Regions from separate parts of the Mus musculus genome. Here all the other regions are linked to region 2. A link is a loop called in an ENCODE intact Hi-C map of the cell type or tissue named here. Cell type or tissue: heart. All regions are shown on one strand. Region 1 holds the start of Gm42222 (a long non-coding RNA gene). Region 2 holds the start of Ptpn12 (protein tyrosine phosphatase, non-receptor type 12). Region 3 holds the start of Gsap (gamma-secretase activating protein). Region 4 overlaps Gsap (gamma-secretase activating protein). Region 5 holds the start of Rsbn1l (round spermatid basic protein 1-like). Region 6 overlaps Ccdc146 (coiled-coil domain containing 146).

The links. Peaks named below come from ENCODE experiments on the same cell type or tissue, not always from the same donor. Only the 100,000 strongest peaks of a DNase experiment are listed, where the experiment ranks them.
Region 1: a loop joins it to region 2, with 9 times the contacts of the local background. A loop is called at or near these places in 10 of 42 quality-filtered maps.
Region 3: a loop joins it to region 2, with 2.2 times the contacts of the local background. A loop is called at or near these places in 5 of 42 quality-filtered maps.
Region 4: it touches region 2 in a loop (2.5-fold over the local background); 8 of 42 quality-filtered maps call a loop at or near these places.
Region 5: a loop joins it to region 2, with 8 times the contacts of the local background. A loop is called at or near these places in 15 of 42 quality-filtered maps.
Region 6: it touches region 2 in a loop (2.7-fold over the local background); 4 of 42 quality-filtered maps call a loop at or near these places.

What each region holds. Positions count from the first base shown.
Region 1 is chr5:21,137,854-21,142,853 of GRCm38, forward strand. It overlaps Gm42222 (a long non-coding RNA gene), which reads left to right and starts at 246. Exons shown (of 3, transcript XR_880865.1): 1 at 246-290; 2 at 1,486-1,576. In heart, CTCF peaks have their summits at 2,022 and 3,632 (motif pointing left); DNase peaks (open chromatin) are centred at 1,908 and 3,598; H3K4me3 peaks cover 271 bases; H3K27ac peaks cover 1,921 bases.
Region 2 is chr5:21,054,206-21,059,205 of GRCm38, forward strand. Ptpn12 (protein tyrosine phosphatase, non-receptor type 12) reads right to left here and starts at 1,706. Exons shown (of 18, transcript NM_011203.3): 1 at 1,444-1,706. The coding sequence starts at 1,542. Gm42221 (a long non-coding RNA gene) reads left to right here and starts at 1,862. Exons shown (of 4, transcript XR_880864.3): 1 at 1,862-2,266. In heart, CTCF peaks have their summits at 388 and 2,198; DNase peaks (open chromatin) are centred at 386 and 1,986; H3K4me3 peaks cover 3,322 bases; H3K27ac peaks cover 2,835 bases.
Region 3 is chr5:21,183,335-21,188,334 of GRCm38, forward strand. Gsap (gamma-secretase activating protein) reads left to right here and starts at 2,933. Exons shown (of 31, transcript NM_175437.3): 1 at 2,933-3,125. The coding sequence starts at 3,029. In heart, no CTCF peak of the experiment used is centred here; a DNase peak (open chromatin) is centred at 2,917; H3K4me3 peaks cover 1,381 bases; H3K27ac peaks cover 752 bases; H3K27me3 peaks cover 570 bases.
Region 4 is chr5:21,250,084-21,255,083 of GRCm38, forward strand. Gsap (gamma-secretase activating protein) reads left to right here. Exons shown (of 31, transcript NM_175437.3): 15 at 658-750; 16 at 856-1,073; 17 at 3,287-3,356; 18 at 3,876-3,958. Among named protein-coding and RNA genes, the nearest start is that of Gsap, 66 kb to the left of the region's middle. In heart, no CTCF peak of the experiment used is centred here; no DNase peak of the experiment used is centred here.
Region 5 is chr5:20,949,516-20,954,515 of GRCm38, forward strand. Rsbn1l (round spermatid basic protein 1-like) reads right to left here and starts at 2,307. Exons shown (of 8, transcript NM_001080977.1): 1 at 1,742-2,307. The coding sequence starts at 2,270. It overlaps A630072M18Rik (RIKEN cDNA A630072M18 gene), which reads left to right and starts at 1,474. Exons shown (of 1, transcript NR_030699.1): 1 at 1,474-5,000. In heart, no CTCF peak of the experiment used is centred here; DNase peaks (open chromatin) are centred at 1,406, 1,526 and 2,376; H3K4me3 peaks cover 3,509 bases; H3K27ac peaks cover 2,862 bases.
Region 6 is chr5:21,418,106-21,423,105 of GRCm38, forward strand. All of the region lies in intron 1 of Ccdc146 (coiled-coil domain containing 146), which reads right to left. Among named protein-coding and RNA genes, the nearest start is that of Ccdc146, 4.1 kb to the right of the region's middle. In heart, a CTCF peak has its summit at 2,722 (motif pointing left); no DNase peak of the experiment used is centred here.

The DNA of each region.
Region 1 (5,000 bases), 84 kb after region 2:
TTAATAATATATTTCAAGCATCAAAATTGGCATAATACAGTATAATTTTGTTGAGAAATTGGAATATAAATATGAACTAAAGAAGAAAAGATAATGATATGAAACTTGTGACAATAAAAAAGAGTTTGTGGGCTGGAGTCATAGATCCATGGGTAAGAACAGCTTAACATGATCTCAGTTTGAATCCCCATGACCCGCGTAGAAAACTGGGCATGGCTGTGTGTGCTGTCATTTCAGGGTTGAAGGGTGGAGACAAGCAGATCCCAGGAGCTTACTGGTGAGCCAAAATGGTGAGCTTTCATTTTAGCCGGAAACCCTATCTCAAGGGATAAACAGGATGATAAAGGATGTCAGCCTCCTCTGGCTTTTGCATGCATGCATTCATGTACCAGTGCATTCGTGTGTATGCATCACATACACACACACACACACACACACACACACACACACACTTGGGAGAATCTGTTCTTTCCTTTCCTCCATGATGTTGGTCCGTGGAGTCAAACTTGGGTAGTCAGACTTGGTAGCAAGCACCTTTGACTGCTGAGCTATCTCACTGGCTGGGCTTAATATATTTTTAAGAATATATGATGGTAAATTGTCTTAGTTAGGGTTTTACTGCTGTGAACAGACACCATGACCAAGGCAACTCTTATAAGGACAACATTTAGTTGGGACTAGCTTACAGTTCAGACTTTCAGTCTATTATTATCAAGGCAGGAGCATGGCAGCATCCAGGCAGGCATGGTGCAGGAGGAGCTGAGAGTTCTACATTTTGTTCTGAAGGCCAACAGGAGAAAACCAGCTTCCAGGCAGCTAAGATGAGGATGTTAAAGCCCATACCCACAGTGACACACTTCCTTGAACAAGGCCACACCTACAAATAGTGCCATTCTCTGGGATAAGCATATTTAAACCACCACAGAAGTGTAAGGCCAGCCTGGGATTCTTAATCTTTTGGCATATATGAGTGATCTAGTAGTTAATAGGTATTATACATCCCAAACCATGTCCCTTGCCATTAACTAAGTTTATGGTGAGGGCTGGAGAAATGGCTCAGAAGTTAAGAGTGTGTACTTCTCTTTCAGAGGACTTGAGCTCAATTCCTTTTTTTTTTTTTTTTTTTTGGTTTTTCGAGACAGGGTTTCTCTGTATAGCCCTGGCTGTCCTGGAGCTCACTTTGTAGACCAGGTTGGCCTCGAACTCAGAAATCCGCCTGCCTCTGCCTCCCGAGTGCTGGGATTAAAGGCATGCGCCACCAATTCCTAGTGTCCACATTAGATGACTCATATGGCCTTCCTGCTCCTGGAGGTCTGATGCATTTAACTTCCTTGGGCAGTCACTAAGCTCTTGTGCATGTGTTCACACAGAAACACGTACACACATACAAACACACACACAATTAAAAATAAAATAAATCTTTAAAAAACAAATGAAAATCTGAAAATGTGTGAGGGAATATAAAGGTTTTCAAATTGATTTTAGGAGCCGTGCCTGCAAAACTTGATGACATCTGTCTCAGCCATCATGCCTCAGATCTCAGGACCAAGTGGAACCCTGTCAGCATTGTCTACCAGTAAGATAACCTCCATTTATAGGCTTGCACCAATCTGTTTTATCCTCGTTAGTAAGCAGATCCTAAGGACTGCTACGTGGGAATCTCCATCATCAGCCACTACTCAGTAACAAAGGAAGAAAGCCTCTGAAATATTCAGCTTTAAATAGCTTCTAAGTGTAGATGACTCACAAGCCTAGAACTCGAGCCCAGGTCTCTTCTGTGCTTCAGATTTCGATTCCAAGCACACGTGACAGATTCATCTGGGATGTGGAAGCACTCTGCCCATATCAGGCCCATACTCATTTCTGGCACAGTTCCCTTCCTTGGCAACCAACCATGCTTCCTTCTCAGAGTCAGGCACCAGCGAGTGCCTCTGCCACTGCTCCAGTACAGATTGCGCAGCCACTCCTGGGTAATCCTGGGTGGGGAATGGGGGGTGGCGGTGGGGATGCTGTGCAGCAGACTGCTGAAAAGGAAAAGGAGCGCGGCCTCTGCTGTTGGCTTCCAACAGGGAATTCCTTTCCCCTGGAGCTCCGCTCCGTTTAGAAGATTTCACACATAGCTCTTCGTCCTTGCCTGTTCTTGCTTCAAGTTTCAGGTGACCTTGAGCCAAAGCTGGCGATGGCGGAGGGAAAAGAAAATGGAAAACCCCCTCCTTATTCAGCAAGATTTCAATTCTGGACTCCTTTCTCTGTATGCTTGTTGCCACTTCATTTGTATTTTATTTATTTAATCTTTTAAAGGTTTATTTTATTTTTTGTGTATGAGTGCCTTGCCTGTACGGATGCCTGTGTGACTGGTACCATCAGAGGTCAACAGAGGGGTCAGATCCTCAACTACAGGAGTTACAGATGGCTGTGAACCACCATGTAGGTGCTGGGAATTGAACCTGTGTTCTCTGCAAGGGCTGAGCCATTTTTCTAGCCACTTATTTTTATTTTTTAAATATTATTTTGGCTCTGGGAACTAGCTCTCTCTCTCTCTCTCTCTCTCTCTCTCTCTCTCTCTCTCTCTCTCTCTGTGTGTGTGTGTGTGTGTGTGTGTGTTACCTTCAAACTTTAAGGAGTCCTCCTGCCTCAACCTTTGAGTGCTGGAATTACAAGAATGCCCTGCCCTGCCAGGTGTTAGGATTAATCCCTGTATGGTTAGATTTCTCTTCAGAAAGATGGTAGTGGTTTATATTATTAAAATACATGAAAAGCTATCACACCCTTACTAGCAGTTCTTGCTTTTATTGCTAAGTCATTTCAGATGAGAACTGACACTTTGTTTTCAGCATGTATTTCTTTAATGGTGGTAAAGTGGGCTGTTTTCCATGGTCCCTGGCCGCTGTGTTCTCTCTCCTGCCAGTTGTCTACGCTCTGCATTATCTGTCTATTTTCTTCCGTGCCTGTATGCACTCCTTTTAAAACATTTAACATTTCATGTCCACTAGGAAAACCAGCCATGGGAATTAATAGAAGTGTAATAAAACTCTGTTTTCCCGTTCTGAGATGATTTCATTGTACTGTTTAATCTAGCTTTACCTGGGAGACTTTTGACAGAAGTCACATTAGCAACTAAAATGTAGAAAGACACCAACATCTAAATTAAGAAAATGACCCAAGATTTCTTTTTCCAACTCTAAAAAAATTTTTAAGCTGTGTATTTATTTTATTTTGTGTGTACGCATGTGTGCCAGAGTATGTGTGCCTTGTGTGGACAGGAGCCTGCGGAGGTCAGATTGTGTGGACAGGAGCCTGCGGAGGTCAGATTGTGTGGACAGGAGCCTGCGGAGGTCAGATTGTGTGGACAGGAGCCTGCGGAGGTCAGAAGCATTGACCTGGACCTGGAGTTACAGCTAGCTGTGGACCTGGAGTTACAGATAGCTGTGGACCTGGAGTTACAGATAGCTGTGGACCTGGAGTTACAGATAGCTGTGGGCTGTACGCGAATGCTTTGAATAAAGCCCTGTCCTCTGCAGGAGCAGGAAGCTCCTGTAACCCCTGAGCCCTCTCTAGCCTTTTGCAACTTTTAGCTAAGCATTGAAAGTGCTCTTCCCACCCTGCCTGCCCTCTGGTGGAGCTGCCAAATCAGACAAGCTGTGAAGGGGAACCGAGGAGACCAAAGTTAGCAGCAATGGCAACCACCCGAACAAGTAAAGCCACTGGCTGACCCACAAGAGACTTGTGTCTTGTTTTTTTCCGGGATTAAGTACCAGCAACAGTGTCTCTTCTCCTAAGAGTCTACCCTGACTAGTAGTTTTACACGGGTGCTTTTTCTTCTGGTGGTCTTGCTGACCTGGGAACTTTCCCCTGAGATCCAGCTGTGGAACAGAATTCAGGTTGCAAGGGTATGAGAAGTGGCTGACTGGTCTCCAGCTCTGGGAGAGGGAGGATGCCCCAACAGGACATCCGTGTAAGCCCCTCAGCTCCACACTAGCTTGCATTTCTGCACAGCAGAGTCAAGACCTGAATAGGTCTGGAGTGAATGCTCAGTGAGATAGCAGAGCCAGCCAGAGTGCTCTGTAAACAGTGAAGTGCACCAGGGTGCCAACCGGGTGGTGCTGACAGACAACCCCCCCCCCCCCGCCCCCGAATCAACATTTAACTCCACTAAGTTGTGTGTCTTAACAAGAGAAATAATCAGTATATCCTTCTAATCTTTAGCAAATAATGGGAGGCTTTGGTCTCAGATTCGTAAGAAAAGCAAATTATATGTCCCAATGTGACTCAGACCTGTGTGCAACTATCTAGATTCACTTTTATTTTTAATTATAGCACCAGCAGAGGGGAAGGTTTAAAATTACACCTTTCAGAACCAGTCATTATTTAGTGACTCTGCATTTCAAAGATATTGCTCATGCCTTTTAAAAAAATTACCATGTTCTATTATTATTGCCTTGGCCTAAATATAAATTTATTGTCAAAGTGGTGATAACTGGCTTTTGGAGTCCTATTTTTAAACGTTTTCACGAAGCTGTAATAATTTGGAAGATTTAAGTGAGCAAACATATTAAATGTTCAAGTTGCTTTTCCCTTTAATTCTGTGTGTCTGGGGATACATGTGAAACACAGAACGATATAGTGAGAGACGCAAGGCCTGTACTTCTTTTTCTCCCTCACACACAATCTTTCATCCATCTCTTACTCCCCACTACACTGGGTTATACTAGAAGAATAACAAACATGAAAACATATGAAACATAGCAAACACAGGTGCTTGCTCCAAGTCATTCTTACTTTTTACCAGGTAGTGGCAATAGCCTCCTGTCCTGTTCTTCTTAGGATATTCCTTTTTCTTTTCCTTTTTTTTTTTTTTTTTTTGAAACAGGGTCTCACAATGTAGGCCTGACTATGTAGACCAGGTTGGCCTCAAACTAGCAGAAACCAGAACCAGCCGGCCTCCCTCTGCCTCCTGTGTGCTTAGATGTAAAGGCTTATGTCGTTATGCTGCACCTTAG
Region 2 (5,000 bases):
CTAACAGTCTACTTTTCAAGCCATTAACAATTTTAACACTAAAGTTTTACTAGACAGAAATCTCTTTAAAATGTGAACACCCACTTCAGTACTAAAAATCACTTCATTTGCACTTTAAATAAAAACTAGCAAATGTTTCGTAGCCACTCATTTTTATAGACCTCAACTGCATATGGCTTTTCATAACCAAATTTCAGATGAACTGATTATTCTTAGAAGTGCACCTTGTCCAGAGCAAAATTTTCCCTAGTTCATTTGCTATTCCCAACCCCCGCTAAAGAGCGAAGGACTTCCCAAAGTCCCATTTCCTTTTCCATTCCCCAGACCTCCAGGGTTTACAACGCCCCAGTCTTGCGCAACATCCGTAGGAGCAGCAGCCGCAACCACCGCCTCCAAAGCCGGGAAACAACCCTAGAGGGAACATTGTCCAACAGAAAAATAAAAGGAGCGAGGAGGGGGTAATGTAGGAAGTCAGCTTCTGGTCCCACGCCTTCGGAATTGATACCCTCTCTCCAATTATGCACCTAGAGAAATTTCACATACTAGACTTTTAACCCCCACCTCCACTCACTCAAGCCTGCCTACACAAGCAGAGGGCGGAAAGGGGGGTGGCGGAAAAGGGGGGACGGGAAGGTTATCTCCCAGGGCTTCAGCCCATATAGTCGCCTCCACCCTACCATGACTATTGTTCCCAGCTTCCCCACCCCCACCCCGGATAGGAAGTGATAGTCACATCCCCTCCGGCTTCGGCAATATCCCCTCAAGTCCGGAGTGAGCTTCCTTCAGGATAACCCCCATCCACACTGATATCCCCCTCCCTTTTCGATCTAAAGTCACACTGGCCTCACAGCCACCTCAAACCTGGGTCTCAGGACGAAAAGAAACCTGACCAGATAAATGGAGATCAGGTAAACCATGAGATTCCTTATGGTCAAGCCTCTGGCAAGCGCTGAGCTAATAACTGTGAACCCAGACACGGAGTCGTCCTGCCGTCCACTCGGACCAAGGCCGGCATCCGTACAGGGACCCAGCGAGTTAATGCTCTACACCCTCGCTCTCCGGCAGCCTCGAGCCGCTCCGCTGGCCGCAGCCAGACAGCTCGCCTCGACCCTCCCCGGAGGGGCAGGCGGGGAAGGCAGGCGTGGGAAGGCGAGCCCGCACTCCAGCCGCCGCCGCCCGGCCGGGGAGACAATAGGTAGTCGCGGGCGGCGGGGCCGGAGCGGGCTGGGCCGGGGAGCGCAGGTAGCGGCCGCGGAAAAGAGAGGCTGAGGGGCGGGGGTGACCTCGCCTCCCGCAAGCTCGCCGACGGCGCTCGCGGCTGGGCGCGCGCCCCGCGCCTGTCCTCGCACCGCACACAAAGCGCTGGCAGCCCCGACCGACCGGGAGAGGCGAGGGGAGCTCGGCGGCTGGCGACACGAGGCGCCGGCGAGAACGGACACTCACCATGAAGTCCCGGGCGAAGTTGTCCTCCCCATTGTGATCCGGACTCTTCATGGCCTGGACCCTCTGGATGAACCTCCTCAGGATCTCCACTTGCTCCATCCTCCCGCGTCCCCCCCGCCGCCCGCCCGCGCGCCGCAGCGCCCGCTCCGTCTTCCCCAGCTCGCTCCGGCCCGCCCTCCCTCCCCGCCGCGCCAGGCGGCTGCGGCTGCGGCGGCACCGGCCGGGCTCCCCGCGCAACTTAAAGAGCAGCGTCGCTTTCCCCTACTACGAGGCGAGCCGCGGGCTAGCGCCGGCCCCAACCCCCAGCCTGCCCCATCCTCCTTCCCCGCCCTCCTCAGTCCGAGACGCCGCCGCCTCAGGAACACGGCTCTCAGTTCGCCCTGCCCCCTTCCCGGTTCTGCCTCCCCCCCCACCCCCCACCAGCAGCCGCAGCCGCCTCTCCCCACGGGCGCGCCCCCGCCGCCACCCAGACGCGCGGGCTCGTACGGCGGCCCCGCCCCAGAGCGAAGACCCAGCCGCCCCCGCACGCCCGCCCGGGCCCGCCCCCGCCCGCTCTGAGTGGCTGGAAGCCGCTTCCGGGGCGTGGCCCTCTCCTAGGGCGCTCGCCGCTCGCTGCGGTGAGGCTGGCTTCTGGTGGACGTCCTACGTCTGGAAGCCCGGCCAAGCCCAGTGGGTCAGACAGTAAACTTCAGATGGGGCTTGCGGCCTCCGGGTTTGGCGGGGAGGGAAAGCTGATTCCAAAAGTGCTTCAGCGCTACTGCCGGCCGCGGGCTGGGACTACAAGACCCGCCTGCAGGAGTGCCCGGAGCAGGGTGGGACAGAGGTATGCTGGGAACTGTAGTAGAGCCTTCACCTTCGCTTTACGAATGCCTTGGTGAGGGTCTCCCAAGGCTTTGGCACTTTGGCTAGGAGAAGCCAATAGTTTCCAGAGTGAAAGGGTTTACTCTTCGCAATCTTTCTAATCCCAGTGAGGGAAAGCTCTTAATTCGTAATGCATCTTTCTCATTGCACCTTTTTTTGCCAAGAGGAAGACAATATTGCTTCCTATCTTTAAATTCTCACGGTTTCAGAGTTGAATGGGTGACATTCTTTCGTAGAATAGAATTTGTGACTCTTAGCAGACAGAGAGCGTGCTGATGCAATCTGTCCTTTCATAAATAGAAATGATTTGTCCAAAGTTCACCCCCCCAACATGTTCATGTGGAGTCAGAACTAAAACGCAGGTTCTTTTACTTTGACTCTAACTTTTACTTTTTCTCGAAAGGACGAGAGTTTGTAGTAGTACACAGTTGCACAACTGAGGGATTTGATCCATGGACTGACTTTGGTCACCTACACCCACAAACAAAAAACATGTTTTCACAGAACAGGCTGCCAGGAAATATGCTTAAGATAGGAAATATCAATGCAGGAAACATTTCCTAAACCGATATTTGGCCGCACTGTGAAATTTAATTAAAAAGAAAATCGAAGACAACACATGTGAGTAGCAATATACAGTTACACTTTAAAATAAAATACAGGAAATAATGCATCTGATATGTACCAACTCACTTCTCTCAAAGCATTTCAAGAGATGCTTTCCATACTAAAATAAACTTTTGAAAGGAGTGTCTGTAGTAATTTAACCCACTACACAGGCTAAATTTCACTGAATGTAAGCAAAAGATTCAGGCTCGATGGGGACAAATAGGTAAATGGCAGAAATGCTTTAACTTTTATTTATGTCTCTATATTTTGGGTTCTCTCAGCCAGGGTCTCACTCAGTAACCCAGGCTGGCATGGCTGTCTTCCTGCCTCAGCCTCACAAGTGCTGGGAGCATAGACATGGGCCACAGTGATCACCTACACTTTTGATATAGCCAAGAATGTAAAAACCAGTTAGTGATTAGCAAACAGTATACGTGTGTGCTTTATACCAACTATTGGCAGTCTCATGGGTAACAGGCTGGGTCTCATTTGCCCTAGTGTTTTGTAGGGCATATTTTTTCCATATGATCTATTTTATGTATATGAGTACATAAAATAAATATTTTAAAAAAGATTTATGTATATGAGTACATAAAATAAATACATATATTTAAAAAAAAGATTTTATATATATATGAGTACACTGTCTCTGTCTTCAGACACACCAGAAGATGGCATCAGATTCTATTACAGATGATTGTGAGCCACCATGTGGTTGCTGGGAATTGAACTCAGGACCTCTGGAAGAGCAGCCAGTGCCCTTAACCACTGAGCCATCTCCAGCCTTTTATTACAATTATACAAATTATACAAAATAATGAATTTGATTATGGTATCTCACACATGCATGCCAACCCTTTGTTCATATTCATCTTCCCATAGCCCTTTCTTGGCCACCCTTTTACCCTTCCCCGTCCCAGGTTTCCCTCTTGTAAATATATTTGGGAGATCATCAAATGGCTCAGTGCTTTCTGCCAAGCCTGGTGACCTGCTGGTTCCCCGCAAAAAGAGAACTTTTCTCATGTTGACCTCTATGCACCCACCTCCTCCCCCACACAAGTAAATGTATTTTTAAAAAAATTCTAGACTATCCTAAATATATTTGGGTCTTCTTTCAATCTACATGTCTTTTGAGACACTCAAAATATGAAGGGCTATGTGGTGTGTGTGTGTGATACAAAAATGTTTTAGGAGAACTCTTTTACCTAAGAAGTATATAGCTTTAGAAGACAAAAAAAAAATTGTTTGTGAATGCCAAATGAGAGGTTAAGAGCAAATGTCTAATCATCATGGGAAGAGCATTCCAGAGCAAGCCGGGAGAGAACCAGTAGTCTCAGGACAATTAAGTTTGAACAGGAAGGAGAACACCCAGGCAAGAGAAGGGGTGAGACAAAGGTTGAGAGCAGCAGAGCGGAAGTCTAAATAGATGTTGTATACATATATGGCTCCACAGTAGACTGGTCTCCAGAAAGAGCCCACTTAGGTATGGATTCATACTTGGTACTATGGACATGAGCAACCACCAAAGGGTTCTGATGTTAGAAGTCCACTGAAATTGAGAAAAATATAACCTGGCTTTTTAAAAAATAACTTGTGAATTAATAGAGGGAAGATGAAATGAGAGCTACCAGGAAGCAGTGCATGGAGCAACGGAAACTGGCCTAGATGTCAAAGCTCAAGTACAAAGACCTAGATGGAAGGAGAGAGTACAGAACCCAGCTGACATGGGATAAACAGGAAGGCTGGATAGAAAATGATGAAAGTTAGGGCTGGGGACATAGCTCAGTGATAGACACCTGTATACCATCCATGAAACCTTAGCATCACACACAATTAAGGTAAGACAAAACTCACAACTTTCTATGAAGCTATTTTTTAAAATAAAAACAATTTATGTATTTTGACATGGAATTGTCCTAAATTTCTATTTGTTGCCAGGAAAATAAGGTACATTTAGGATATACTGTTTATGCTTTTGTTTAGAATTAAAATGAGTGTAAAATGTTTGTATAATGAAATCATTTCTTTCTGAAGAGTACTTCAAAACCTATTGCCTGTGGCTGCCTCTAGAAGGGCCATGAGAATTT
Region 3 (5,000 bases), 130 kb after region 2:
TCCCTTTTGTTACCTGTGCTCACAGATGTGCCAGCACTTCAGAGAAACCAGCTCCCTCCTGGAGGAATTTGGGTATCCCCTTCCCACTTCTATGCTGGAAATGGTGATTAGCTGATCTTCCCTTTTGTTACCTGTGCTCACAGATGTGCCAGCACTTCAGAGAAACCAGCTCCCTCCTGGAGGAATTTGGGTATCCCCTTCCCACTTCTATGCTGGAAATGGTGATTAGCTGATCTTGTCGAGATCTTGTGCAGCCAACCACAGCTGCAGTAAGTCATGAGAGTAGTCATGTCATGTCCAGCCATCCTCACCTCTGGCTTTTCCTCAATGGTCCTTAAGCTTTGGGGAGATAAGAAGTGATCTAGATGTCTCACTTGTAGCCGAGCACGCCACAGACTCTCATTCTCTGCACTTTGATGAGTGTGTGTTTCTGCATTAATCACCATCTACTGCACAAAGAAACTTCTCAGGTGAGGTCAGAGAGTATGGGTATAGCTTAGAAAGCTGTTTGCTACTATGCCATTTAGCAAAATAATGGTAGTAGGTTCATTTATGGGGCCCATGAGCCCCTCAACTTTGCATTCTTGGTTAGATTTACTGTACCCAACATGGATTGCCTGCCGTAGAGACAGAAAGCCATTGGATCCCTTAAAACATTTAGGCCATGATTATACCTGTGTTCAGTGCCTGAAGTATATAATTTTTATGGTTCTAATTTTATCTGATTTTAAGGTCCACCATGGTTTATTTTAAGTTTCTGAATGACCATGGTGATCCATAGCAGCTCTGTGGTACTTGGCTACAGCTTTCCCCCATCTTGGTTATTCTTTCTTGGCCTCTTCACTTTTCTTAAACTTAGTTATTTTCAGTTTCTATACAAGCAAGAGAATCTTAACTTCAGAATTCTTTCTTAGTTCAAATAGTGGAGTGGAACCTTTAAATTGAATATATCTGTTAAATAAGCTATTTCCCATAAATAACCAGCCCATCTTACTTGACAAAAACAAACCTGTAAACATAAAGACTGTAAACTATCAACAGGCTCCATTTGTTATAAAATCTTATAGTGGCTCCTCATGTCTCCAGTATCTTCCCCTGTATCCACAATCAATATTAGCATTAAATTTCTCTTAAAATTATATGCAAGTTATGGTGGTAGTGAGCAATAGAATTCTACTCCAAATTAGCTACTACCTTCCTCTGAGAGATAATCTCTAGAGGAAAATCAAGACTTCTACACTTATCAAGTGTTTTTCAAACTCAGGGGAAACACTTCTGAGCCTTGTTCAGTTCCAAGCCAGAAAACTCTGCCCTCTAAGACAGTTCCTCAGGTAACTCTGGTACCTGCAGTTGTGAAAGCCTAATTTTGAGATGTAAGAGAAAAGCATTTTATAGCCTATTAATACCACTAAGCTACTAATACTACTAATATTTATACTTTCTTCCACGGTGCCCTGTTTGGCCATTGGTGGGACAGAAGAACTATCTCAAGACTCAGATTTGGTTTTTAATCTCAAAAGTCTACCTCAGGTGAAATGAAGTCCATTAGCAATGCCACTCTTGGGTTAAGAAGGTCACTGTGGGCTGTGCTGTAGAGGTTGTGTGGAACCAGGTCTGGGAGCAACTGGAGATTGTTCTAGGTTAGTGGTTCTCAACCAGTGAGTCTCGAAAGGGGTAGGTATTCTCTTTCATGGGGGTTATCTAAGACCTTCAGAAAACACATATTTACATTATGATTCATAACAGTAGCAAAATTACAATTAGGAAGTAACAGTGAAAAACATTTTTGTTTGGTTACAACATGAGGTGTATTAAACATGAGGTGTATTAAACATGAGGTGTATTAAACATGAGGTGTATTAAACATGAGGTGTATTAAACATGAGGTGTATTAAGCATGAGGTGTATTAAACATGAGGTGTATTAAACATGAGGTGTATTAAACATGAGGTGTATTAAACGGTGGCAGCATTAGGAAGGTTCAGAACCACTGAACAGAAGGAAGGTATGAATAACCAGAATCCGTATGAATAGCCAGATTAGTTGGGAGTTCAAGTTCTAGTTACCAGGCACCAGCACTGGGTAAAGACTAGGCAGTGTTCTGCTTTGAGATATGGAGCTGGCTGAGTGTTTGTTTTTGAGATCAGGACTCATTCTCTAGCCCAAGCTGGCCATGACCTCCAAGCTAGTCTCCTAAGTGCAAAGCTGATAGGCATGAGACATTATGTCGGCTAAGGCTATTTCAGTTTTAGCAACAGTAATTACCTGCTGTTGCTGTACAGAACGGATGGCATCTCACAGGGCCAAGTTTATTGAGCACTCCTCAAGCAGAGTAAGCCAGAGTGATAGAACGAAAACACCAGGCGTACTTATAGTGGAATAGATGGACTTGGGAAGGAACCCAAGAAGAATGAACGTGCCTATAGACAAACCTCGTGGGAGGCCACTTGCGGACAAGCCAGCTTCCTCAAGCATGACTGAAAGGTAAAGAGAACCCAGACTGTGCTAAGCTAACCGTCCTTAGTGTCATTTAACAGCACCCTGTAGTTTACCCACTCCCTGCTGCTGTTTATTACCTAAACACTATAGCTGAAACATCACCCTGTGCAGCAGAGCTAAGGAGAATTGGCCCGTATGCCAGCTGCCTTTGTGTAACCTCGAGTCTCCTCAGGTGACCTGGCCCTAGCTAAGTGGCTGCGTGGGGGAATGACCTGGGACTAAAGAAAACCTGCCCTCCGCTTCGCACGGCTGTCCCCAAGTCCAGTCTGGAAGCTGCTGGCTTTGTCACCCCTTCGGGCCCTGCCACAGTTCCCTGCCAGCGCCAGCGGCAGGGGAGGCGTTGTCTCTGGGGTAGGGAGAAGTGCTCCCCGGCGTAGGCCTGGAAGGGGCGGTGCTCGGGATCCTCGGGGCTGGACCGCCCAGAACCCTGAACCGAAAGCAGCCTGGGGAGGCGGGGAGGAAGGAGAGGTGGTTGTAGGCTGAGAGGTGTAAGCCCGCCCGGAATGCCCGCCGCTGCTGCTTGGGAGCCATGGCTCTGCGGCTGGTCACTCACTTCGATGTGCTGGAGGACGTGCTCCCGAGTCTGCTCACACAGGCGGCGACAACGGACGAAGGAGACAGAGCAGGTGCTGGACGCGGGTCCTGGAGGGGGCGGCCGGGGCTGGTCACCCGAAGTCCCATAGAGGCTCTGGGTTGAGGGGGCACCGTCCCTGCGGGCACATCTTGGGGCTGCCCAAGCCTGTGCAATGAGTGGTACCCAATGTGTCACCACAGAGAGGGGAGGGTGGGGTGGAGGTGGCGTAGCGGGATGGTTCCCTCTCGCTTGCCTCCTGGGCTCAGCTAGGATCAGGACAAAGTATAGGGTGACTTAACCAGCATGAATCGTGATGGTCAAAAAAGGACCATTTAAGTATCTTAGCAATTACATTGCTTGCCCCAGCGAGGATGCTGACCATTCTTAGCGTCAATATGTTTTTAAAAAGGAGAGTTCAGTGGTTTAACCTTTTTTCTTTTCTTTTCTCTTCTTTTTGTTAATAAGACGTTTTCTGTGTATCTGTGGAACAATCTGTATCTCTGATGGCTTAGGGGGAATTTCCCATCAGATGTGAGTAGAGAGGGTAGGGTGCTCTTTCAGGCTGCACGCAGGGAACTGAGGGTTCACGGGTTCTAAAGACAAAGCAGCAGCTTGCTCAAGAGCCATCAAGCACTCCCCTAAACCCACCCCACCCCACCTCACCTCACCCCTGCACGGCAAGCAGTACCAAGGCAGGGATATTCAGCTTCCTGCCTTCCCAGGTCAGTTGGAACTTGTTTCTGATGCTTGAGGCTCTTCTGGTGAGGAAGTGGAAAATGACTTTTGTGTGTTCCCAGAATTGATTCACTTAAAAGAAGAGCATCTGTAATTTAAGATATGTTTTTCTTTTCTTTTCTTTTCTTTTCTTTTCTTTTCTTTTCTTTTCTTTTCTTTTCTTTTCTTTTCTTTTTTCTCTCCTCTCCCCTCCCCTCCCCTCCCCTCCCCTCCCCTCCCCTACAGGTGGCTGTAGGATGGAAATGGAGTCAACAACAGCTTGAGGGGGAAGAGGCCAGGTTTCATTATTGTGCCTACTCTTGGTGCTGTGTTGAACTTTGGGAGTATGGTTTCTCCTGAAACAAAATGAGAAAATATTCACAAAAAATCAAAACAGTAACATAAATACTTTAACATCTCTAAATAGTAATTTAAAAGGAAACCATGTATATATTATCCAGCTACAAAGTGAGCAGTAGCAGGACTGTTGAGGGCTTGTGTGTATGCACCTCATGATTCTTCATCTGAGTACCTCGGAGGTCTGAATATTTATAGAGCATTCTTTCCATTTTATTTGTAGCTTTAGACCCATTTTTATCTGAATTTCAAGTGAATAAAAGCATAGGCTCTCTTTTTTCTTTAATCTCTTCTCAGTATCGTGAGATTGATTCAGGCTCACTGACAACACAGAAGTCAGTCCTTTCCAGGTGTGGACTGTCCTTTCCAGATGTGGACTGTCCTTTCCAGGTGTCGACTGTCCTTTCCAGGTGTGGACTGTCCTTTCCAGGTGTGGACTGTCCTTTCCAAGTGTGGACTGTCCTTCTGAGGAAGAGCCTTCCCTCAGTGTAATAAGCACGTTCAGCTCCTTCAGTTTCCCTCAAGTACCTGCATCCAGTGAGGCATTACAGTAGAGAATAAAATGCCTGTCAGGTTTTACTCAGTATGCGACTCTTCAAAATCAGGCTGAGTTCTGGAGCTCCAACCCCACCCCCTCCTCAAGCTTCAGGGTCATCTGTAGTTTACAGGTGTAATCCCATAGGGCTAAGCATTTCCTGGGAAACACTGCTTCACAGGGAACCCAGCTTTACTTAGCATTTCTCTTGGCAGACAGGGGAGGGGGTGACATTTGGGAGCTCCCTGGGTTTGCCATTCCAGCCAGCATCTTTACTAAATGTCTTGTGTTGCTTTGGCACTACTTAAAAAAAAAGTGCAA
Region 4 (5,000 bases), 200 kb after region 2:
TTTAAGGAGAGGAGTCCAGCTAGTTCTTTTATGAATTTCACTACTCTGTTTTTCTGAGATCCTAGGAGTCTGTTATTATATTTTGTTTCAATTTGGGTACATATGTTCTGATTATGCAAATATTATAGTGTAGAAATTGTGAAGGTGCCAACTCTAGGTGCTAGGGACACAAGAAAACCACCACCAACTGCACAATGTCAAGGCTCCCAGAGACACACTCTTGATAAATACTGCATTTCATAGCTTCCTCAAGCCATCAGAAAGATGAAGAAAATTCCCATTACACGCTATCCCCGGCATGTCACACTAAGGAGCCCTTCCTGTTGCTTGATTGTTTTACTCTAATTTCCTTCCAGATCACTTAGATTCACATAAAGCTACTGTTGACTCAGAAACAAAACTCTAGGTATAAACAAAACAGCCATGTCTTAAGTGTACAGAGTGTGAGGCACACACAAAGCCAATCAGACCTGGCTTCTAAAGAGAAGATACCCTATGGGTCCTACTACGTGCTACTGGTAACAAACAAACAAACAAATGTGCTACTTTGTTCTATTCAGAGAAAAGCATGTTGTCCTGGGATTTCTCTGCACCTGGATAAATTGTATCAAGTGTGGATGGTGGATGGTGGATAACTCCAATCTCTCTTTACTGCAGGCTACTTTGTGGCTGTTTACTCCCCTGGCCATTTCCTTCATTTACTTAACATTCAGCATCCAGACTTGGTCTGCCACAGTCTGTTTCTGACAGGTAAGGTTGTAGCTTATGTCTCCAGGACGCTCTGCCTAGGCTTGCTCTGACTGAGGTGAGGTCTTCTATTTGGTGATCTGCTCTTTCGCTTTTTCTGTTTGTTAGGAAACAACAAAATAGCTGCTGTGCTACCTCCAAGTCCTTTGCAGTCCCTGCCGGGGTCCCTGGTTCTGGACTGCTATTCTGGAAAGGTCTATAGAGTAACCCTTGACCAGTCATACTTGTTGCGGTTCCTATGGAACGCCCATCTCGACTGTGAGAGAATGGCTGCACTGCACTGTATACTATCCTGTAGTCAAGACCCAGGTTTCCCGGAAGAACAGGTGAGAAGATTGCTGGAGCTTAAAAACGGGCAGCAGGCGACACTAAGTGCACTTACTTAGTGCTTTGAGACGATCAGAAGTTGGTTTTTGCTCTGTAACTGTCTTTGCTTGAGCATAGTCTTCCTCGGTGCTTCCTCTTTGGTTGGCTCTGTGCCGGACCTCAGCTGTGAAGGTGCATCTATTTGTCTTTTGACAGTTGTTCCCTGTACCCATCAATTCAGGTAACTTAGATCAGCTCTGGCTTAATACTATTAAATGGAGAAGCCCCCAAAGAAGCAAATCTTAACATTTAAGTGGCATGCTCTTCTAAGTCGTGTGATGACAGCTGTGACATCCTGCTCCACCTGGCCTGGATCACTTTGTCCAGTGTATTCACATTGAATTTTCTACCTGTTCGTTCCTCATGTAGCAATTTCCTTGTTACTAGATCACTATCATAGTACTGTGTGCTACACAGTAAGTTTGATGATATCTTGGATTATAGAATTAATTCCAGAGGCAGGTGAATCTCTCAGTTCAAGGCCAGCCTGGTGGTCTACAGAGTGAGTTCCAAGACAGCCAGGGCTATACAGGGCTATACCCTGTCTCGAAAAACAAAACAAAACCAAAAACAAACAAACAAACAAAAAACAAAAGCAAAAAAAATTAATTCCTGTCCCAACCTTCTCAGAAGAAACAAACACCAAAAGTCTAAGAACTTGTGGCAAATATTTATTACATTTTAATGAGGTAGCTTACTTTGTATCACACGCTGCCACTTATAAAGCACTATTTTGTCATTTACTTTTTGAAGCTATTCTAAAAAGTCAGGAAAATTCTCTAATCAATCAGTGGTGACTGGGGTTAGTAGTTGGATAGTAGTTGAAAAAACACACTTAAAAAAAAAACATATACATTTATTTGTTTACCTTTAGTGTAGACCAAGGCCTGTTCTTTATGAATGAGCTAAATAAACTTCAGCCATTCTTTTTCCATAAAACCAATACTCTGATTTCCTGTCCTCCCTGAAAGGTTTGTGCATGTGGATACATATTCACATGTGTCTTCATGGGTGTACATACATGTGTGTGCATGTACATCTATGTGTATGTACGTAGAAGGCCAAAAGTAACATTGGGTGTCTTCTTCAGGCAATATCCACATTAGTTTTTGAGACAGGGTTTCTTTAAACCTGGAGTTTGCTTTTCTGCTAGGCTGGCCAGTCCTCTTGCCTCTGCCCAGCATTGGGGTTATAGACATGTGCTGCACCCCCATTTTAATGTGAGTTCTAGGGATCATGCTTGCATGGAAGTCACCTCACCCACTGAGTCTTCTCCTTGGCCTCTAAACATTTTATTTCTAAGGAGATCAATAATGTAGAGAACAGTGTAGACTTGCCTTTACCCACTTTCTGTGGCTGTTTCTTCTACATCTAGTCATTTAGTGTTTCATTTACTGTTTTAGTCTTGCCATGTCATAGAAACGTAATTTTGAATCTTGCCACAATATGCAACTTTTACTGATGCAATCTGCGTTGAACTTGTTTGTAGACATTTTGATTAAACTGCCTATGTAAAAATAAGTACAACTGGCACAGTAGATTTAGAATAAAACATCCCGTTGAGAGTGAGCTATGGCTGGGCATGTCTCCCCTCAGTCATCAAGTAAAAGGTAAGGACGTCTTTCTTCTAGCAGTTGAATGGAGGGGTAGAACTTGTGTGAGAAGCTGCTGATACGATGGGTTACTTCTGTCAGCTGAGAGAGAAGCACAGAGGCACTCCTCATGTAAGTGGTAAAATGGTGTTCATTTATAGGCTGCCCTGGAATTTAACTGCAGGCTGCTGTCTGTAAGTCCAGTGGATTTGTTGTGCATTGCTCCTATGTCCAGTAGAACTCTTGATGGGTACTTTGTATAACACCACCCATTCTTGAAAAAAAATGCATATTGGGTTGAGGAAGGTTCTTCTGGAGACTACCCAAAGGGTTCTGTTAAAAGAATATCTGCAAATAACCTTATTTACAGTACTATCATACTCAGCCAGGACTATAGTGGTTTCTTAAGCTAGAAGTAGGTATATTTTCAGGCCACTCCAAAATAAATGTAGAATTTTAAGACTTCATTCATTATATATCACATATTTATGCATATATATTATACATTGCATATTTTTGTATTATTTTGGTGGGACATAGTACAGATTTAAAAGCCAACAGAGTGGCCTTTCTTTTTAAAGATTATCCAGTGGATTTCGGAGCATGTCTCTGCTTGCCATTCATTTGACCTCATTCAAGAATTTCTAATTGGTAAGTGTTGCTGATGCTGCACTGTAAGCTGTATGTTCAACCCTTCGCTTGAGGGAAATCAGTAAGTTGATAATGAGTGCTTCTGTCAAAATGCTGATTAGGAGGTTTTGTTTTTTTTTTTGTTTTTTGTTTTTTTTTAACTTCATTGCAATCAGTGGCTAATGAAATTTCATTCTCTTGTGGATTTTGCAAAAAGTTGTGGTTTCCAGAGACCAATGAGATAAAGATCAGATTTTGATTCTATAACCTTATTAACAAAAATTTCAGTAAAATGCATCTTTCTTAGCCTGGTTTTATATTGGTTGGCTATGTATGACTGGCATCATGTCATCTGTGTGGAAACAGAACCAAATGATTGAAAAATGCTATTCTCATTGTAAAAGGAGCACCTGAACATTTTAAGCTGTAGATAAAATCATAATGGTTAACCCCCAGAGACATGAATGAGGTGGTGAGAACTCACGGTTTGCTGGATTTGGTTAAATCACTATGCCGACTTCTCTGTTTCTAATGTCTCAGCTTCCTCCTATTGGAGTGTGTATGCAGAGCTGGACGACATGGGCATGCTCCTACAATACTCCTCTGTGCTGACTTGGAACACAGTAAGTGACAAAATCTCGGTGCTCACCACTGTGGGAAGGGGGAGATCATTCCTGTTACGGTGACCAGCTTTATAATTTCACTTCTGTTTTGACTGACAAGCAGCTGAAGTGAAATTTCTTGTCAGATGGGTATAAACAACCAGAAAACTCAAAATCTAACTGCTGTAAAATCTGGAGCATTTTAAAGGTTAATATGGTGCCACATATGAAAAATTTATCCTATGTGGTAAAATCCTATATACATACATGCATATATTCTGAAATGCATATGCAAAAGGAGTATTATTGTGTTAGTAAAAGTTGGATGCTTTGGGAACACTCAAAGGCATATTTCTAAAGTGTGTGTGTGTGTTTTGAAAGACATTTCATGTTTAGATTTCTCTTTTCTCACTAAAAGACCTCATGTATATGAAGGATTTCAAAATCTAAAATTTTTTAAAAGCCAAATCTGATTCACTTGTGCCACTAAGCCCCTTGGCCAAGGATGCTCTGTCCGCAGTAACTCTCTTCCATTGGCTGGAAGTATTTACATAAAGCAATAGGCTTGATGTGGCAGACACAGGGTGGCTGTCACTCTTCTGGCAGGCAGAACAGAACCTCAGTGATCATATTTTATAAAAGGACACTTTTACTCCTTCATTCACCAGTTTCAAGTATTTAATAGGTTTTATGAATGAGTAATAGCTAGACCACTGTGGTAATACTTGGTACAGTTTGACTTTTGGGACCCCTTTTCTTGTTTTTTATAAAGATTTATAAAGAAAATTAGGCAACTCAAAAGCTTCAGGGCGAAGCAAAGTGATGCTTCCTGTTGGTCTAGACGCCTTTACGGTAGGCGGTGATGCACTAGAGTGCTGTTCTGTGAGAGGCGGCCTGCAGCACCTGCCTCTTCCCCTTTCAGGTAGATGGTGGAGTAGTGTGCTTGGTCATGAAGCAGGAGGTATATTAAGAAGGTATTCAGAGCATTACATTTAATTTAGGCAACAGACATTGGGAAATACATACTAAATTGTGACACTTTTCACTTTGTATTTTGCTTAAG
Region 5 (5,000 bases), 100 kb before region 2:
TTAAGTCTGAGGGATTACTACATTTATTGGAAGGGCACACTAGTGTCACAGCTGACCTATGGAGATCAGAGGACAACATATGGAGAGCTGATTCTCCCCATCTTAGGGACCCTGGGAATTAAAATCAGGTGGTCAAGCTACACAGTAAGTGCCTGAACCATCTTAACGTTCCCAAACGGATTTTTTTTTTCCTTTCAGTTCTGCATCTTGTCTTTATTCTGCCTCACGAACATGGTCAATTAGCTTTACAGACTTTCTAAGTCATGGGGAAATAACCTTGGATTTGGGCAAAACAAAATTGATCTTTCCATTTTAACCTTCCCAAATAGATTTTAAATGTTAGTTAAGACTGTAAAAAATCACCATTAACAGACATCTCACTAAGTCATATAGATATATCGATATATCTCACATTTTAGGCCGGTACTATCACCACTCAAAAACTCCAACAATGTAATACCTACACTCACTTCTGCAGAGAACTCAGGAAAAGCAAAAGCGCAGCTTACCCAAGGAAGAATGATACCAAACTGCACATGGACAGACTCTGCAGCATTTTATAACTTAAATCTTATATTTAACCACTGCAACATAGAGATTTAAAATACTAACCATCTAGAACTCCTAAGCAGAAGGAAACTAAATTTCATCCTCAAAGCATTCCTAAGGCAATGCTCCAACTCCCTAGGAGAGCGTTACACTGGGAACAAGGGTACACCGAACCATTAGCTTGGCTTAGATGTTAGCATTCTTTTACATTGTGAATGATGAACTTTTCTATTCAGATAATTTTTCAAGATCTAAGGTACCATTAGATCAGCAAGGTTACTGGCATTTCACCAGCATTCCAAAACAGAACGGAATACTTCACAACAATGTGTGACAATGACAACGTATATTTATATAACCTCGTGATCACCTAAAGATCTACTTTCCAACCCATATCCACTTTGTATTAGTCAGATCTCTACATATCCACAGATGACTAGAATGACCCCTCATTTTAAAGAAAATACGGAAAACTCTGCTAGCTTACATTACAAAAGAAAACTGAAAAACAGTTGGGAATTCCCCCCCCCCACCCCACCCCACCCCCGGCAGAAACACTCTGAAGCCACTTGATCTGGCCAAAAGACGTCAAAACATCCGATTTTATCATTTGCTGAACGAGAAAGAAAGAAGAAAAAAAAAAAAAAAGAATATGGCTGAAAGCTTCTGAAGGGTAGTATTTAAAACAGGACCACGCAAAACACTTTAACAATATGGAATGTGGGCACCTCAGAAACCGCACACTTGGTGCCCTGCGCACGACCTCATCTCCCTAGTAGGGATGAAACATCCTGGTCCCCGTGGTCCCTGGGAGCTTCCAGCTTCCGCCAATACACCCGACCACCCACTTTTTTTTTTTTTTTTTTTTGGACAGGATATTCTGGCGTTGGAAGCTGCGTCGCAAACATGAATTTCCTGCGATCCAGTCCGATCCCTTTCGTAATCTTTAAAAGACCTGTTCTCTTCTGCCTCCCCAGCCAAAAACACACCGGGGAGCGGGGTCCTCTAGACCCACTCCTTCACGCGCGTCCTGCTGCGCGTTAACTGGAAGGCGAAACCGACACCGAAAACCAGGAGTTTCAGCCATCCCCCCGGTCGGCGACCGAAACTCCAGGCTCCATTTACTTCTGGCCCCGCGGAAGGCTGCAGCCCCGCCGGCCGCCGGCGCTCCCCTCCCCCGCGCGGCACCCACCTCGCGGCAGCGGCTTCGCCTCGCCGTTCTCATCCCGGGCGGCGGCGCCGAGGCCGTGCTGCCTCCGCTTCTCCTTCTCGCGCTTCTCCTTGGGTCTGCGCGGCTTGGCGGCGGCCGGCGGAGCGACGGGCGGGAGCAGGACGCGGTGAGGCTGAGCGTGCAGCAGCGAGGGAGTGACCAGCAGTTTGCGCGGCAGCGGCTGAGACGAGGAAGCGGAGGCTGAGGAGACGCTCGGGCTGGCGGAGAAAGAGTAACAGCTCCGAGAGGTGGACGAGGAGGAGGCGGCGGGCCGAGCCGCGAAGCTCCACGCCGCCGGGCTGCCGAAGCTCTGGGGCTGCAGCTGCCCGCCGTTCCCGCCGCTGCCCCCCTCCCCGTTCACTCTCCGCGGCGCCTTCTTCTCCTCGGTGCGAACCTTCTTGGCAGACATAGAGCCCGGCGGCTCCCGCGAGGAAGGCTGTACTTTGCCAGATGCTTCCTTCTCAGAGAGGAGAGCCACGGCGCCGCGAGCTGGGTTCGGCGGTTCCGCCATTTTGCGCTCCTGTTGTATTTACTCTCCGCCGCTCCCCGGAGCGGGGGCGCGGGGCGGGGTGCCTAGGTCCAGGCCGAGCTCCCATTGGGCGCGCTAAACTGAGAGATCCCGGAACAAACCAATCAAAGACGCGGACAGAAGCCGTCGGGGTGGGGTCACCGAGCGGACCTTCATTTGGAGGTCAGAGGTCTTTTCGGCGCGGCTGATGGAGAGCTCGCTGAGAAGGGAGGATCTCCCGACCGTCGCTCGGGAGCCCCGAATCTGCCCGGACCGAGGTAGCGCTGCCGTTCGCTCAAAGACTTTGCCTTGTTTGTACCGCTCTCTCTTTTTACCTTGAGGTGGCTTGGGTCCCTTCTGCAGGTTCTGAAAAACGAGTTCTGGGTTGCTCGTCTCGGAGAAAATTTGTCGAGAGTCCGATCAGCAAAGGCAGAAATGGTGAAAAGTTGCCTTATTTTAACTAAGGTCGTAAAAGTTCGTACTTTAAAAGAGAGTTTTCTGCAGAGCTGGAACTTGGATCACTTCCGATCGTGAAGATAAAAATCACCCACCGTTTGGAGGCTTTAAATTGAGCTTGAGTGCTAAAGGTTTTCACTTTAATTATTCTTTAAACGACACCAGGAAAAAGCCACTAGCGGTGTTTGTAAATGTTTGAAAATGCAGTTAGAGTTCTGTATTTCAGAGTCAGCGCTATGAAACTTCGCCAAGCATGTACCTTGATTTTTATCTCAAAAGATAAGGAATTTGGGGGAATGGGTTACAACACAGTTCAAGCTTTAGACAAGAGCATGCCTTAAAGTCTTAGATCTTTTGTGAGATTAGAATGTAAAGATAACACATGATCATATTAGCTCAGCAAGAAAAAGGAGTTTTCTGATCCCCTAAGAGGGACATTAGCAGTTACTTTCCGCAGCTAACAGTTGCCTTTCAGGAAACTGCAATGGTCTGTTGTTACTCCTCTTTTACTCCAAACCCACTTCTTTAGGACTCGGTGAGGGGAACACATCAAAATCTAACGCTGTTTGTAAATACATTTTTCTTTTTTTGGTTGGTTGGTTGGTTCGTTTGTTTTTTGAGTCATAGTCTTCCAATATTGTCCTGGCTGTCCTGTAAACCAGCCTGGCCTCGAACTCAAATCTTCCTGCATTTGCCCAACTCCCTTTCCCCCAGTGCTGGAATTAAAGAAAGGTGTGTACCACTGCATCTGTCCTCATTGTTTTTAGTTTTTAGAAGTAAATTGTTAATATATAGAGTATTCCCTGAAGCTAGACCCAGAGAGACAAATTTTGCATATTTTCTCTAATGTGTGTAATCTAGTTTTAAAAACACACACACAACATAAAAATAGAAGGGAAATGGGAAAAAGAAAGGTGATGAGCATAAGAAAGAAAGTCACTTCATCTCCCTCACCTGGGAATGAGTATGTCTACATCCAGGGCAGGGGATGAGGGAGTGGTGGTGTGACTGAGCAAATAAGGGTACAACATGGAAAGTGTTGGAATGAAACTGAACGCTAAGTAAGAAAACAAAAGGAAAAGGGGTTTCCTCTCTAGATTATCTAATTGGGACATTCATAACAGTGTCAGTTAGTCTAATGATTTTTTTTTAATTTTTTCGGTTTTTGAGACAGGGTTTCTCTGTATAGCCCTGGCTGTCCTGGAACTCACTCTAGACCAGGCTGGCCTCAAACTCAGAAATCCGCCTGTCTCTGCCTCCTAAGTGCTGGGATTAAGGGTGTGTGCCACTGCTGCAAGGCTCTAATGATCTTTTTAAAATGCATTTTTCTATTTTTTTCTCTTTTAGAAAGCATTTGCTTGTGCAGAGGGGAACAATGTCCGGGAGCAGAATTAATGATCTATTAAATAAAAACACATCTATGTTATGTCTGCATGGCAAAAATTAAATATCCAGCCAGACAGTGGTGGCTCACGCCCTTAATCCCAGCACTTGGGAGGCAGAGGCAGGCAGATTTCTGAGTTCGAGGCCAGCCTGATCTACAGAGTGAGATCCAGGACAGCCAGGGCTAAACAGAGAAACCCTGTCTCCAAAAACCAAAATAAATAAATAAATATCCTAGCAGAAAGCAGGTGCTGCAGTGAACTGGCCTGTCTTCCTGGGGAGTGGCATACAATGGGGGAAACGATAGGACTGGCAGTCACCCACTCACCAGCCTTGAGATTCTACTCAGGCCGCTTTGCCTGGGAAGCTCTCTGTTGTCTTATTTGGTAAATTTGACTACAAGGTTCCTCTATTCTTGATTTGCCATTTTCAAGATTTGCAGAATCACATTGTAACTGTTAAAGTTAAAATAATTTCTCAGCACACTGGAGGCAGATCTGCAGGCAAATCTCTGAATTCCGGGCTAACCTAGTCTACAGAGTGAGTTCCAGGACAGTCAAGGCTACAAAAAAAAAAAAAAAAAAAACCTCTGTCTCAAAACAAAACAAAACAAACAAACAAAAAGTAAGGAAACACTTAAAATAATTTACCGTCAGACATGGTGATACAGCCCTGTGCTCTCGGCATTTTAGAGGGAGCCACAAAAGGATCAGATCCCCAACTAACGGCATAGTAAACTCAGGCCAATATGGGCTACATGCATACCTATCTCAGAAACTGAAGCAAAGTACATTGTAAAGTAGTTTCCTTATTATTGTGTGTGTACTGCTGTTTGCCTCCATATGCATGTGTATATCACATATATGTCAGATGCCTGTGGAAGCCAGAAGAGAA
Region 6 (5,000 bases), 360 kb after region 2:
TGAAAACTGGTCAGACTGTTTCTGATATGTTGGATTTGTTGGGTAATTTTTGCTTGGATGTTGAATGTTTTAAATACTATTCTGTAAAGCTCTGGGTCTCCTTAAGACTTACTCAGTTTGTTTGCTGTTTATAGCCATGCAGTTTAGTTACACTCAGACCACAATTATCTGCCTTCTGTGGAGAGTGGTTGTAATGTTTTCTTTCCAAAGCCTTTGTTATGTGGAATGACTTTTTATATAAATGCAAAATTCAAAGTTGTCTTGAGAGCTGGGTGTTTTACTGCTGTCAACTTCTTCAAGTCTTAATTAAATTTTTGGCTGTCTTCCATGTTTATGCAGAGGTGAAGCCCATTTTGGGTGTTTGTAGAGATCAGATGTAAAATCAAGCATCATTTTCCCGAGGTCTCATATGAAATTCCCTTGTAACTCTTCCTAGCTTGTTGTGGTTCCTTTGAACCTGAGAGACCAGGTTCTCACATAACCTTACCTTATGTTGTCATTTAGTGCCCAATATTTCAGTCCCACAAGGCCAAGTAGCAAGAAAAAAGAAAAGAGCACGGGTATCCCCTATATCTTCACCCCACCCCAGTCCCCACCCTTTTTCTCTATTAAAGGCTCAGTGTCTGTCGTACTTTTGGGTGTCTGTATGACCTGACAATGCCAGTGCAAATTTGAGTGGAACTGGCCTTGGGGCAGGACCAACAGAACAAAAGCAAACCGGATTTCCCTCCAATTTCTGCATCTGAGTAGTCTTTTGGTCCTCATTTCAGTTCAGCCCACAGGAAGGACACAAAATAAACAGAGGAAAAAAAAAAACCCACAACGAAAGTATCTTAATTCTTAAATTGAGATTTTGCAAAAATATGTTCAGTTCATTATACATTTCCTTTTACCTTATAGTTTGCATTCATTTCCTATATGAATGAGCTAGTTTATTTTTAAAAAGCTAAAACCTAAAGACAAATGAAATGGTTAAAAATTAAAAACTTTCCCATGACCAGAAAACTAAAAGGCTTTGAATGAAGCTGCTCCTCACCAGCCAGGAGGGAATCATCCTAACTTAGTTGTGAAAGGACTTCCTCAACAGTTAACTCCTATTGGAGATGGGAGACCAATAACAGATATAGAGGCCATGGTAGGAAAGAAAGCCCAAGAGAGGGAGACCACAAAAGAGAAACAGCAACATGTAAGTTGTACACAGTGTAACTGAATTTCAAAACAGTTCAAAGATGTAACATTGAAACTAAAAAAGAACTACAACACACAGGGCAATTTTAAAGAGAAAGCAGATTTGTAGAAAAACCAAATCAACCCCCCAAAAGAAGACACAGCCATTAGGAAGAAAATGTGGGGTTAGAGAAATGGCCTAGTGGTTGCTTTTGAAGAGAACCTGGGTTGGATTCCCAGAATCCACATGAGAGCTCTCAGGGGATCTGACACCCTTTTCTGATCTTTGTAGGCACCAGACACTCATATGGTACCTAGCATAGCCACACATTCAAGCAAAGCATCCAAACACATAAGAAAAAATAAACCTAATTTAAAAACTAAGAAAACCCTATAGGGACATTCCATACAAGATTAGCTAAAACTAGGAAAGAATTAGCAGACGTGAACACAGATTTGAGTACACAATCCAGGATGATGTACAAAGACTGAAGAGATGCACAGCATGCAAACACAGCTAAGGGGCACACATGAGAGAGTGCAAATTTCACACATATCCAGATATTTGGCTAAAGAGATGGCTTAGCAGTTAAGGGCACTGAGTTCCAGTGGTTCTGAGTTCAATTCCCAGCACCCACATGGTGGCTCACAATCATTTAGAATAAGTTCTGATGCCCTCCTCTGGCATGCCAGCGTATATGCAGATAGAGCACTGATATACATACATAAAATAAATAAATCCAAAAAACAAAACCAAGAAAGTGGATTTATTTTTGAGAAAAACAAATAAAAGCAAACCACAATACCAATTAATTCTCTCAGAAAGAAAAAAGATGGAACACTTTCCTCCTAATTTACCCTGATACCTAAAAGAAGAAAAAATGTCAAAGAAAATTTCAGGCTAATAGCTCATATAAAATAAAATACAAAAATTCTCATTGATCCATTAGTTGAATCTACCAACTTATACAGAAAAGATCACAACATGATTAAAGCTCATCCAGGGAAGGAAAAATGGTTCAATATTTAAATTATTCTGAGATATCACCACACCACAGTCCATTTCAAAACGACCATCTGGTCATCTCAATACAAACAGAAAAAATCATTTAAAATATAATATCACTCAAATAAAAAGTAAACCAGGAGTTAAATATCTTCAAAGGGGCATTGGAAAATTGTGCAGCCAACATCACGGTTGACTGTGAGATGCCAAACGCTTCCCCTGAAGTTTTAAATTGGCCAGCGAGCTCAGCTGATTCACAATTCACAGGTATGGTTAGCCTGGCAGTTTCACAAGGTGATTCCAAGTGGGTCCACCTGCGTATTCATTATATATTCTCAGAAGTGATAGCTCTTAGGTTTCTGAGTGTATTATTGTCTTATAAGAATAACAGAAACTGCAGAAGTTTTTTTGTTTGTTTTAAACATTATCTGTAATTCAGAATCGAGCACAGTTTGGTGGCCTTCATCCCTTTAACTGAGCTACTTAATCCTTGGTCTGATTACCTTTTCTTCTGAAAACTCTTCTGCCCTCTGCTGTCCATGAATTGAACATAAAGTAATAACAAAGTCACCACCTTTCACATTGATTTGGTAGGAGATTCTCTACACAACTGCATTTATGTTTGGATGCTAAGAAATTCCCTACATTTCTAAGACAGCCTTAGGCAACAGTACACACTAAGAAGGCCTTACTGTTTCTCTTCATTAAAAATGCCAAACATGATCACTACTGATAACATGCAAATGATGTAATCATCTAACCTCGTGGCTTAGAGATAGATAGCCATCATTATAAGGTGGTGTGCATCCTTCTGGAATTGTTTCTGTGATGTAATTCTATATTAAATATATTATTGCCGTTACAGAATTGAGATTGAACTAATACACAAAGGTTACTAAGTACTCTATTACCCAATATTATATTATGGATTATTTCAGGATATTATTTTTAGATTTCTTTATAATATTACAAATATAAAATTTATTTAAGCATTACTCTCTCATTTAGGGGCACTTAGATTTTTAAATTATTTCAAACTCTTTTAAGTGTTTGGCTTCAGACTCCAAGACAAGGGAGTGAGGTGCATATTTTAACATATCAAAGCAGATGTGGCCTCCAGGTTCTCCCAACATCCCTCAGTCCCTTCCTGGCATATCCTGCCTCCACCCCTGAAGTTTGCAGCCCAGGGGCTGGGCTGCCCTTCCCCCAGGGGCTCTTCCCTATATAATCCAGACATTTTCCTCTCTCTCTCTCTCTCTCTCTCTCTCTCTCTCTCTGTGTGTGTGTGTGTGTGTGTGTGTGTGTGTGTTTGTGTGTGTGTGTGTGTGTGTGTGTGTGTGTGGTGTGTGTGTGTGTGTGTGCTCTTTCTTTCCCTCTCTCCCCCTTCCTTGGGGTCAATGAACTTGCCCACCCAAGAGCAATAAACCGGAATTTAATATAATCTAATCTGGGTTGAATTGGCTCATCTCACCAGCAGAGAAATAATTTATTAATAAGTAGTCCTACAAAACAAAAAAATCTTGTACATTTGTAATTTAATGCTCTCATCCCCCCAGAACCACAGTTTTGGGGGTCATAATGGCTTCATCTTGTTTTTCTGAATCTTGTTTCTTCAGCTGTCATGCAGGGAGAAGAATAACTATCCTTCTTAATAGCTTTTTGTGAGAAAACCGTGAGATGGTACACGGGAACATACTTTGAAAACTATATCACTCACTTTTACAGGTAGACAAGTTTGATACTGACTAGCTTGTTAGGCATTGGTAACTAATATCTTACGTCACTCTTAATCTCTACCAGATTCTCGGGTTCCACCCTCATAAAAGCAGGAAGGTAGTCTTTCAGTACGTTTTAGTTCCTTTGCTTGAAAGTAATGAAATAATGACCGTGTCACAGATATCATGATGGCTCAGTTGTCAGTTCTATTAAGTTATTTTTCCTCAGAAAAGGAAAAGTGACTATAGGAACAGGATGATTTATTAAGGATGCATATTCGGCCCAAATATATGCAGCACGTCCACAGCAAATCAGAGCGCAGTTTCAACTTGCTTGTGCCTCTTTCAAATGTCAAAGTATGACTCTTGGGTTTTCATTTAAAAAAGATAACTTGAAGGCTCGTCTGAGTACGTACGTCCACATGGGACACAAAGCCAATGGCGCTACTCACTGAGTGAGCACTTGCTTATCATAAAGTCTATCTTATAGCCTACTGAGGCAGGAGAGAAACACGGGAACATGATGGAGAACTGGGAATAAAAGGAGCCCTCATTCCAGAGCCTGACCAGTGTGTCTCACCAGCTGAAGATGAAGAGTTCTAACACAGCTGTCAACATTATCGATGAGGATCACCAGTCTCTTACATAGTGATACTTTCAAGTTACATTGTTGAAGGAGCAATGGATCACATGTAAGGCCTAAATATATGTGTTCTTTCTTCTTTCTCAGCTATAAACCAACAGTTTTCTAGAAATCTTACCCAAAACCCTACTTCTAGTAAAGGACATGTTTTAATTCCCTTTTACAATTCTTGTGACACACAGTTTTATTTTAGGACTGTAACCCAATCCAAGACATCTCTAGAGTAATCCTATAATCTCACTTATTGAAAAAGAAGAAGAAGAGAAAGGTTTTAAAGAAGTTTCTTAGAGAAATCCTTTGAGGCATAACATGAGAGTCAGCAAAAGAGTGACTCTGGAGCACTTCTGCTAAGTCACTTAGGGCAAGCTCAAGGGAGCTTACACCTGTGCTCTTGGGTGTGTCTCTTTCTCTCCCTGTGTGATCAGTCACCTCTAGCAACCCCTGTGCTCTTAAACCCTTGTTTAAAATC